2 separate regions of the Homo sapiens genome follow, and region 1 is linked to region 2. A link is an interaction called in ENCODE POLR2A ChIA-PET data of the cell type or tissue named here. Cell type or tissue: A673. All regions are shown on one strand.

What was found. Peaks named below come from ENCODE experiments on the same cell type or tissue, not always from the same donor. Only the 100,000 strongest peaks of a DNase experiment are listed, where the experiment ranks them.
Region 1: POLR2A ChIA-PET joins it to region 2 with 9 read pairs; 1 of 35 experiments calls an interaction of 5 or more read pairs at or near these places.

Annotation. Positions count from the first base shown.
Region 1 is chr4:25,493,798-25,498,797 of GRCh38, reverse strand. No RefSeq gene overlaps it. Among named protein-coding and RNA genes, the nearest start is that of ANAPC4, 120 kb to the right of the region's middle. In A673, no CTCF peak of the experiment used is centred here; a DNase peak (open chromatin) is centred at 2,837; H3K27ac peaks cover 3,517 bases.
Region 2 is chr4:26,836,736-26,841,735 of GRCh38, reverse strand. It overlaps a transcript of TBC1D19 not described here. Among named protein-coding and RNA genes, the nearest start is that of STIM2-AS1, 21 kb to the left of the region's middle. In A673, no CTCF peak of the experiment used is centred here; DNase peaks (open chromatin) are centred at 2,095, 3,095 and 3,555; H3K4me3 peaks cover 1,136 bases; H3K27ac peaks cover 3,970 bases.

The DNA.
Region 1 (5,000 bases), 1.3 Mb after region 2:
TGAGGCAGAGGTAGGATTTCAACCCAGGCAGCAGAATCAATGTGGTGCCCACAACATACACGGCGACAATGTAGCCCACAGCACTTAGTGCACTGAGAGATAGTTGGGAGGGGAGTGCCCTCCTAACCTCAACCCAGTGAGAGAACCTTCACCTGACCTTGCACAGAGCTCAGGGCACCTGTAGCTGGGCCTCCATGGACCAGCCTCGCTCCCTATGGCTGAGCATCTGGGAAGTCTCTTCACTCCTCCCCTTCAATGGTGGGTCAGAAGTGGCTGAACTTCCCTCTAACACAAGGACCAGACATGAGCTTGCAGTAAGAATATGGTCTGGCTCATTTTAGAAGAGATTCTTCCAAGATGGCGGCCTACAGCCAGAGAGGACCCTGGTGGTAAGAGGCTGTGATGTGAACCATTGGAGGTAGAAACTGAGGCTATGTCAGGAGCAGCCAGGGGCAAGAGAAACACTGCCTGACATTCTGGAGTTGCTGTTGAACACCCCGAGCAAGGGAGTCTCCAGAAAACCCATATAAGTGCCCACAAGAGAGAGCCAGCTCCACAAACCTCCCAGGTCTGCAAAGCATGGGGTCAGATTATTCTAGTACCAGCCAAATAAGAACTCTCTATCCCTTACCTCTCTTCCTTCCTCCTGCTTCCAGCCCCAAAGGAAGAGAGGTTTAAAGAGACAAGCTGGCCACTACTACTCTCCTTCCTAGACCAGAGGTCTGAAGACAGAGATATGACTGAAAAGGACCACAAGGCTTTTTATTACCAAAAATTGCCAGAAATGTCATGCCTTTGTTTTCATATAGGGGAAGGAAAAATCCCCACAGACACTTTAGAATGGACTTTCATGATTATATGCAAAGAATCATGAATGTTTCATTTCTAACAATATTTTCTCCACCATATCCTGAGGCCGTAGGAATTCATGGAGCTAGACTCATGGAAATTGCAACACTTGGCAATAGATTGAAAGATAGTGGATGAGAATACACCCCTCTCTCTGGCCCTCTGCATTATGATATTTCTGACATACACCATGATTCAGGAAACGATCTGACAGATGGGCCAAGTGGGGCACTAGTGACAATCAATACACCAGCTACCTAGTACCCAAGCTGTTTCTTTCTGAATTTTTGGATTAAGAGTAAATAGAATGTCTAACACTTCCTGGACCCCAATATAACATCCACGAACCTTATTTTGAAAATTCACTGGTGAACTCTTACAGGTTCTTAAGCAAAAGAGAAATATGATAAAATCTGGGCTTTAGCTTGACCTTGGAGACTTGGAAACTAGGAGCAGGAAGGCATAGAAGGAGCTGATGGGGGAGAGAAAGGGATCATGGCAGAGGAGATGGACAGAGTTTGCTAACTCTGATTCAGATGCTCAAGGGGCTCTGAGAGGGAGGCTCACTGACAAGCAGTCACCCTTTCCAGAACATCCTAAATAACAGTGACTGCCCCTCTCACAGAAACACAGGACAGTCTACATCCATCAGTCAGAAGGCTGGGCATGGTGACTCACACCTGTAATTCCAGTAATTTGGGAGGCCAAGGTAGAAGAATCACTTGAGCCCAGTAGTTCAAGAGCAGCCTGCACAACACAGTGAGATCCCACCTCTACAAAAAACTTTTAAAAAATTAACCAGGCATGGTGATGTGTGTCTGTAGTCCCAGCTACTCAGAGGATGAGGTGGAAGGATCAGTTGAGCCCACAAGGTGGAGGCGGCAGTGAGCTGTGATTGTGCCACTGTACACAGCGGCACTGTACACAGCCTTGGTGGTGGAGTAAGACCTAATCTAAAAAAAAAAAAAAAAAAAAAGAAAGAAAGAAAAGAAAAGAAAAAGAGAGGGACAGAAAAGGAAATAGCAGAGCAGGTCAAGCCAGTCAAGCCAAGCCTGACCTGGCCCACCTACAGCACAATCAGATAAGTCAGAGGGTTTACCCACACTCCGTTCTTTCTCCCTGTCACAAGCAAATGAGAAAGGGGAAGGGTGGGGGCATGCTAGGATTGATGAATGGGGCAACCAAGCCCAGCTCTCCACTGGCTGGAAATTAGGGCCACCCCAGGAAACTCAAAAGCCAAGGAAGAAGGCAGAAGAAAAAGCTAAGGAGGAAGATTGCTCCTCAAGAGTTCATGAGAAGGAAGGCATGTGACAGCTTTGTGACCCATTCTCCATCTTCACCTCAGGACCTTTCTACTGAAAAGACCCTTTCAGACAATCTGTCCAGAAACAAACACATCAAAAGCACAAATAATAAGTGAAGTGACTTTAGGAGATGAGGAATCATGCTAGTTCCTGGAGAGATAAATGGTGGCAGGTGTGGGAGCCAGCTTAGGTCCATGTTGGAACCTTAACTCACTTCTGAGCCATGAGATTTGGGCAGGGTGCTTAAATTCTCCAGTTTTTAGTGTCTTCTTCTGAACAATCGTGTCGATCACCACTGCCTCAGAGACTTGATTTACAGATGAAATGAGGGCCGGGTGCAGTGTTTCACGCATGTAATCCCAGCAGTTTGGGAGGCCAAGGCAGGTGGATCACCTGAGGCCAGGAGTTCGAGACCAGCCTGACTAACATGATGAGACTCCATTTCTACTAAAAATACGAAAAATTAGCCAGGTGTGGAGGTGCATGTCTGTAATCCCAGCTACTCAGGAGGCTGAGGCAAGATAATTGCTTGAACTCGGGAGTTGGAGGTTGCAGTAAGCCGAGATTGTGCCATTTTGCACTCCAGCTTGGGCAACAAGAGCAAAACTCCATCTCAAAAAAAGAAAGGAAGGAAGGAAGGAAGGAAGGAAGGAAGGAAGGAAGGAAGGAAATGAAATGAGATGATACAAGTGATAGGTCCAGCACAGGATCTCATGCACAAGAGGTTATCAAGGACTTAAATATTATTTTCCAGGGTCCACAATATGTTACAAATATTTTCTTCTCATCTGTCACTTGTCTTTTTTTTTTTTTTTTTTTTTGAGACGGAGTCTCACTCTGTCGCCCAGGCTGGAGTGCAGTGGCGGGATCTCGGCTCACTGCAAGCTCCGCCTCCCGGGTTCACGCCATTCTCCTGCCTCAGCCTCCCAAGTAGCTGGGACTACAGGCGCCCGCCACTACGCCCGGCTAATTTTTTGTATTTTTAGTAGAGACGGGGTTTCACCGTTTTAGCCGGGATCGTCTCGATCTCCTGACCTCGTGATCCGCCCGCCTCGGCCTCCCAAAGTGCTGGGATTACAGGCGTGAGCCACCGCGCCCAGCCTGTCACTTGTCTTTATATTTTGTTTGTATGCTTATTTGTCATACAGAAGTTTTGTTTTTTGTTATTACTATTTTTTTTTTAATTAGAGACAGGTTCTTGCTCTGTCACCCAGGCTGGAGTGCAGTGATGTAATCATAGCTCGTTGCAACCTTGAACTCCTGTACTCAAATGATCTTCCTGCATCAGCTTCCCAAGTAGCTGGGACTACAGGCACATGTCACCATGCCTAAGTTTTTAACTTTCAGGAAGAGATGGTGTCTGGCTATGTTGTCCAGGCTGGTCTCAAACTCCTGGGCTCAAGTGATCCTCCTGTCTCAGTCTCCCAAAGTGCTGGGATTATAGGCATGAGCCACTGTGCCTCGCCAAGTTAATGTAGATTCATACTTTTCTGGATTGCTAAGATTTTTAATCAGGTGTTGGTATTAAATTTAATTAAATACCTTGTCAACATTTATTCAGATGATCATATTTTTTTTCTCCATAAATCTATTGCTGGAAAAGATGGCAATAGATTCACTTCTTCCTCCCTTCCTTCCTTCTTTCCTTCCTTCCTCTCTCTCTCTCTCTCCCTCTTCCTTCCTCCCTCCCTCCCCCTTTCTTCCTTTCTTCTTTCTTTTTCTTTCTTTCTTTCTTTCTTTCTTTCTTTCTTTCTTTCTTTCTTTCTTTTCTTCCTTTCTTCCTTTCTTTCCTTTCTTTCCTTTCTTTCTTTTTTTTCCAGACAGTCTTACTCTGTTGCCCAGGCTGTAGTGCAGTGGTGTGATCTCAGCTCACTGCAACCTCCACCTCCTGGGGTCAAGCAATTCTTGTGCCTCAGCCTCCCAACTTGCTAGGATTACAGGTGCATGCCACCATGCCCAGTTAATTTTTGTATTTTTGTATTTTTTTTTTTTTAGTAGAGTTTGGGTTTTGCCATATTGCCCAGGCTGGTCTCAAACTCCTGGGCTTAAGCAATCTGCCTGCCTTGGCCTCCCAAAGTACTGGGATTACAGGCGTGAGCCATGGCACCCAGCCTGTTAATGTCTTATTTAGGCTATTTGCATCTCTGCTCATAAATATATTGGCCTATCATTTTTTTCCCCTCTTCTTTTGCTTTTGTGTGCTCATCATCCTGTTTTATTACATTGGCAAGTAATGCTAGCCAAGTCAAATGAGCTGGGAAGTTTCCCATCTTTCTCTATGCTCTAAATACAATTTATAAAGTGTATGGAAAAGCTTAGAGGTTTTATATAGTTTGACTCAAAAATAGTCTGGTCTGCTATCTTTGTCTCAAGCTAGATGGAGCAAGCAGGAGAAAATATTTTAAAATACCCTTTAGATTTATTTTAGGGTTATTCGACTATTCAGGTTTTTTATTTCTTCCTGAGTTAATTTAAAAATTTTCCTTGGCCGGGCACAGAGCCTCTCACCTGTAAACCCAGCACTTTGGGAGGCCGAGGTGGGTGGATCACTTGAGGTCAGCAGTTCGAGACCAGCCTGGCCAACATGGCAAAACCCCATCTCTACTAAAAATACAAACATTAGCCAGGCATGGTGGCACACTCCTGTGGTCCCAGCTACTCAGGAGGCTGAGGCACGAGAATCACTTGGACCTGGGAGGTGGAGGTTGCAGTGAGCCGAGATTGCACCACCGCACTCCAGCCTGGGTGATAGAGTGAGACTCTGTCTCAAAACACATTTTTTTTTTCCCTGAAAAATCACCCATTTCATCTTTTTTATAGAACAAAGTTTTACTAAAATATAATTCA
Region 2 (5,000 bases):
GTTCTCACAGGCACAGAGTGGCCCAAAGGATCCAAAAATACGCGTAGGGTAAGTTCAGACTCTCCCAGATGCTCTGGTTGCTGCCGTGGGACTTGGAAGTTCCATATGCCCTTGAGCCTGACAGCTGCCATGTTCCCCCTCTCACCAGCTCGCATGCACCACACCTCAGTGAGGGGCTGGGAAGTCAAGTCAGGCATCTCCACTTTCCAAGAGTCAGTTGTCCCAGCCCATAGCAGATGGGCAATCCCAAGGATATTGCAACCTCTGCATCAAGATGTGCTAGGGACTTGGATCACAGGGGGTAACAGGCTGACCCTCAACAAGTCATACACTTTTTTTTTTTTTTTTTTGAGACAGAGTCTCACTCTGTCACCCAGGCTGGAGTGCAGTGGGGTGATCTCAGCTCACTGCAACCTCTACCTCCCAGGTTCAAGCAATTCTCTTGCTCAGCCTCCCGAGTAGCTGGGACTACAGGCACACGCCACCATGCCTGGCTAATTTTTGTATTTTTGGTAGAGAATTTTGTATTTTTGGTTTCTCCATGTTGGCCAGGGTGGGCTCAAACTCCTGACCTCAGGTGATCCGCCCACCTTAGCCTCCAAAAGTGCTGGGATTACAGGCATGAGCCACTGTATCCAGCCTCATGCACTCAGGCTAGGGTGAGGACAGCCACTGTTGCCAGGCCTTGACTAGAGATGCAGGTGCAAGGACCCCAACCCTTCTTACACCTGCACTCAGCTTCCTGCCAGGGTGGAGGATAATGGCAGTCTTGGGGGGAAGGGTTAGAGGAGGAGAGTGGCAGGACCTGGGTCGGGGAAGGTTGAAGGAACAGGTGGCCAAGAACTCTTCTCAGGCTGAGAAGTGAGAAGAAGGGCAGTGAGAAGGACAGCGCTTGAGCTGAAATGCTAAGTCCCTGGCACATGCTCGTTATCCCATCGTATTTCACTCACAAAACATAAATTCAGAGATAACGTAAGAATTTCAAGATAGCAGCTGCAGAGCACTAACCCATGAGCATGGAGCCCTTCTGAATGTGGGGCTCAGGGCAACTGCACTGACTGCAAGCCCAGGAAGCTAGCCCTGGGTCTACAACATTTCCCACGAGGAGGAGAAAATAGAAGGGGACTAAGAAGGAACACAAGGAGCCTCAATATGATTGAGGTAGGTATGGGGGCCAGGGGAACAGCAGAAAAATGGGCAGAAACAAATAGGCAGAACCTATAAAGAACCAGGCCCAGAGGGCAAGAGAACCATAGACTCATCTACAGTACAGTCTTCTCCTCGGAGGTCTACAGTGATGTCTACTTTCCCTACAAGCATTAAACGAAAATTGAGCCAATAGTTAGAAATTAGAGGCTGGGTGCAGTGGCTCACACCTGTAATCCCAGGACTTTGGGAGGCCAAGGCAGGCAGATTGCCTGAGGTCAGGAGTTTGAGACCATCCTGGCCAACATGGTAAGACCTCGTCTCTACTAAAAATACAAAAATTGGCTGGGCATGATGGTGGGCACATGTAATCCCAGCTACTCAGGAGGCTGAGGCAGGAGAATCACTTGAACCCAGGAGGCGGAGGTTGCAGTGAGCTGAGGTCACACCACTGCACTCCAGCCTGGGCGACAGAGTATAACTCAGTCAAAAAGAAAGAAAGAAAGAGAGGAAGAGAGAAAGAGAAAGAAAGAAGAATTATAAACATTCTCATAAAAACCAAGTTTTCTTTAAAAAAAAAAATCAAAATATTTATCAATGCGGTGTCCACATTCCTCCATGACCAAAATCAACCAGAGACAGCAGCAGCTGCTACCTTAGAAGGGACACATGCCCACAGTTGGACAGGCTTCCTGTGACTCACCCTACGCAATACCAAACCCAGCTTCACCTGTGTAGACTGCAGCCAGCCTATGGGCATGTGAGTTTGGAGCCTCGGGTCTGCATTGCATGTGCAATGCCGCAGAAGGTCAACCAGGAGGAGACCTAAAAATAGGTCATTGGATCTGGCAAGGAGGAAAGCATTGGTGATCTTAATGAGAACAATCTGAATGGAGTTTTGGGATGGAAGCCAGATGGCAGTGGGCGGATAAGTGAATGGGAGGTGATGAAGTTGAGCCAGCAAGGGTAGAGACTAATTTTTTCAGCATTTTTTTTTTGACAGAAAGGGCGGGGGGGTGATGGAAAAGGAGATTGAACCCACCCTGCTATCCCTATGCCTCCCTCATGCTCCTTCCCACACATCTTCTTTAACTAAATAAAGAAGGAAAGTAACATGAAATGAAGCAAGAGCTCTGTTTGAAATTTTACACATTAGAAAAAAATCGATTCAAGACCAGAAGTGGAAATTAACTAGGCTTTTACTATGTCCTATTATAAGTATCATACTCAGAGATCTCAATCATAAGTATTTATTACTGTTGGAATTGGTGGTTAGAAAAATAAAGTTAGGCTGCTTGAGACTAATTCATAGGTTTTAATTTTTTAAAGCCGCTTTAAAATTTTTATCCTATGACGACATCGTTTTTATGGCAAGTTTAAGGAAAAAAAAACCCTTTTTGTTTATATTGTGGAAAGAAAGCAGAGTTGCACAGTTTAGGAGCTATTCTGAAAACCCAGGAAACTATTTGACAGCCCTATGCATGTTTCAAAATAGCAGGTAAACTACTTAAATCCTAAGATGTTGTATAGAATAAGCAACATTCCTCCATTCGATTGTTGAATAAACGAATCTTAAAATAAATGATGACATCTGTTTCCACCTACTGCACTGTTGTTTGGATGTTTCGTGGGCTTGTTTGTTCATATAGAATGTAATTTGGAAGGCTGATATTTTATTATGAACATATTTAGGTTGGGGTTTAACAGGCTCTGCATTTTATGAAGGATCTAACTTGGTCAAATATTCCCTATCCCAAAAGTGGAACTTACCAGAATTATCAGGCCATAAGGCCTCTTGCTTGGTGCTACTGGAAATGCTCTTTGATTTGTTAACAGATTCTGAAAGGCGATTTAGATCAGGTTTTGGAATCCTTGCGAAGTAATCAGATTTTAACTTTGACTTCCTCCAGTCTGACAAAGTACAGGAAGTCTGCTCCCTCCCGCTGTGGCCTACTCTCACCAACTGTTTTGAATGTGTTCTGCAGACTTCACCAGGGGTTCAGGAGATATGGAGCTTTTAACATATATACTGTGTTGGTGTGATTTTATGACTTCTAGTGGATGTCAAGTATGTAAGAACACAAGCGATGCTTTTTTTTTAAAGGGAGAAAATTGTATAATTCTTTTATTCCCGTTTTTCATGAAGTCATATATGTCAGCCAGCCTTTGCTTAATAAACTGCTAGATGTCTTTAATAAAAAACTTTGAGCTGGTGTCTACAACTTTAAGTACCAACCTTTGACACTAATAAATACTTTCAGCCTCTACAGTAAGCTGATACTGGTCACACAGACTGTGTCTCTCTGAAATCCAAACTTGCAAGTCAGTGAGCCAGCTTCGTATACATACGTCCAACAACTGGCCCATTCTACACTCAGATGCAGGTGGTATCGGAAGTTGCATGGGTGAGTAGGCTGAGGGTATGAGGAGGGAAGGACTTGGTGGCAAACAGAGGAAATGGATGGGAAAGGGGCCAAGAGAATGGGAAAATGAGCCATTCTCATTGCCTTGTTTCTTATAATTCAACCACTCTTTAGCCACAAGAAATATAGATTCTGTCCCCACTTAATCATTGAAACTGTTATCTGCAAACCCAGTGGATTTTTCTTCAACCTTTATTCTCCTTAACACCTTGCAGAATGTGACAGTCATTTTTTAGGGGAAAAAATGTCCAATTTTTTTATAAAATCTCCTTCTCTCTGGGCTTATGTAGCACCAACTGTCTTGGTCCTCCTGCTATCAATACTTACCATCCTCCTTTCTAACCAGCCTTTCTCTTACCTCCAACATTTCATCCTTCCCAGACTCACCCGCACCCCACATGCATCCTTGTAGGTCTGGCTTCTCTACTCTTGCCCTTAGTGATCTCATCCGGTGTCCTGTTTTTGCTTGTCTCCTCCATACAGATGATCGCTAAATCATGTTATGTAGCCTCAGCTTCTTTGCCCAGTTATAGATCAATATCAATGACTAGTGAAAAGAGCTAAGAGATTGGAATTTAAATCAAATGATATCACATATGTGAAAACTCCAAGTGCTATACAGATGCCAAATATTATTCTCTGCCTTCCACAGCTTTCAAGCCACTTTCATTCTTCCTGATATCTTCCTGACATCTCCTAGGGGCCCTACCTTCCAGTTAAACAGGGGGAAAATTGTGGTGCCATCTTTGATTTTCCTCTCTCATTCATCTCATCCAACCAGTGCCTCTAAATACTACATATTTGCTAGTCTATTGCATCTTTCTTTTTTTTCCAACTCATCACACTCACCACTAAGCAAAATGGTCTTCTCCATGCCCATCTCCCATTATGGCACTTGACTCAGGCCTCAGTGAATCTCTATTGCTTACCAAAACCAGTACAAACTTTTCCACCCAGTATTGGAGCTTCTCCATTATATAGACCTTTTATGCCTCTGTGGTTTAGTGACTTGCCACTCTCCTATTCATTCACTATGCCCTAACCAAATAGGTTGATTTTCACTCTCCACAACCCCTCCAAACATTCCCATTCTGGACACTTGCTTGGGGCAGTCTCTCCAATGGAATGCCTTTCTGTCTTCTCCCGCTATCCTGTCTTCAAGGCAATATGGGTCTGGGTCCAGGCTCGAAAATAGACTCCCACTCTAGATGTTTCAAACACAGGGAATTTGATACAGTGAATTGATTTCCAAGGTGCTGGGAGGTTTGGAAGAGTAAATGGAAGAAACAGAGGGGTTAAAGGAGCAAGAAAAGAAGCCATAGCTAAAATTCCTTGGGCTGAAGTCCCTACATTCACACTTGCTGCTGTGAGGCTTGCCAGTTCTGGAGAGACAAAGGGACATGGCTGGAACTGCTGGAAAGCTGCTGCCTC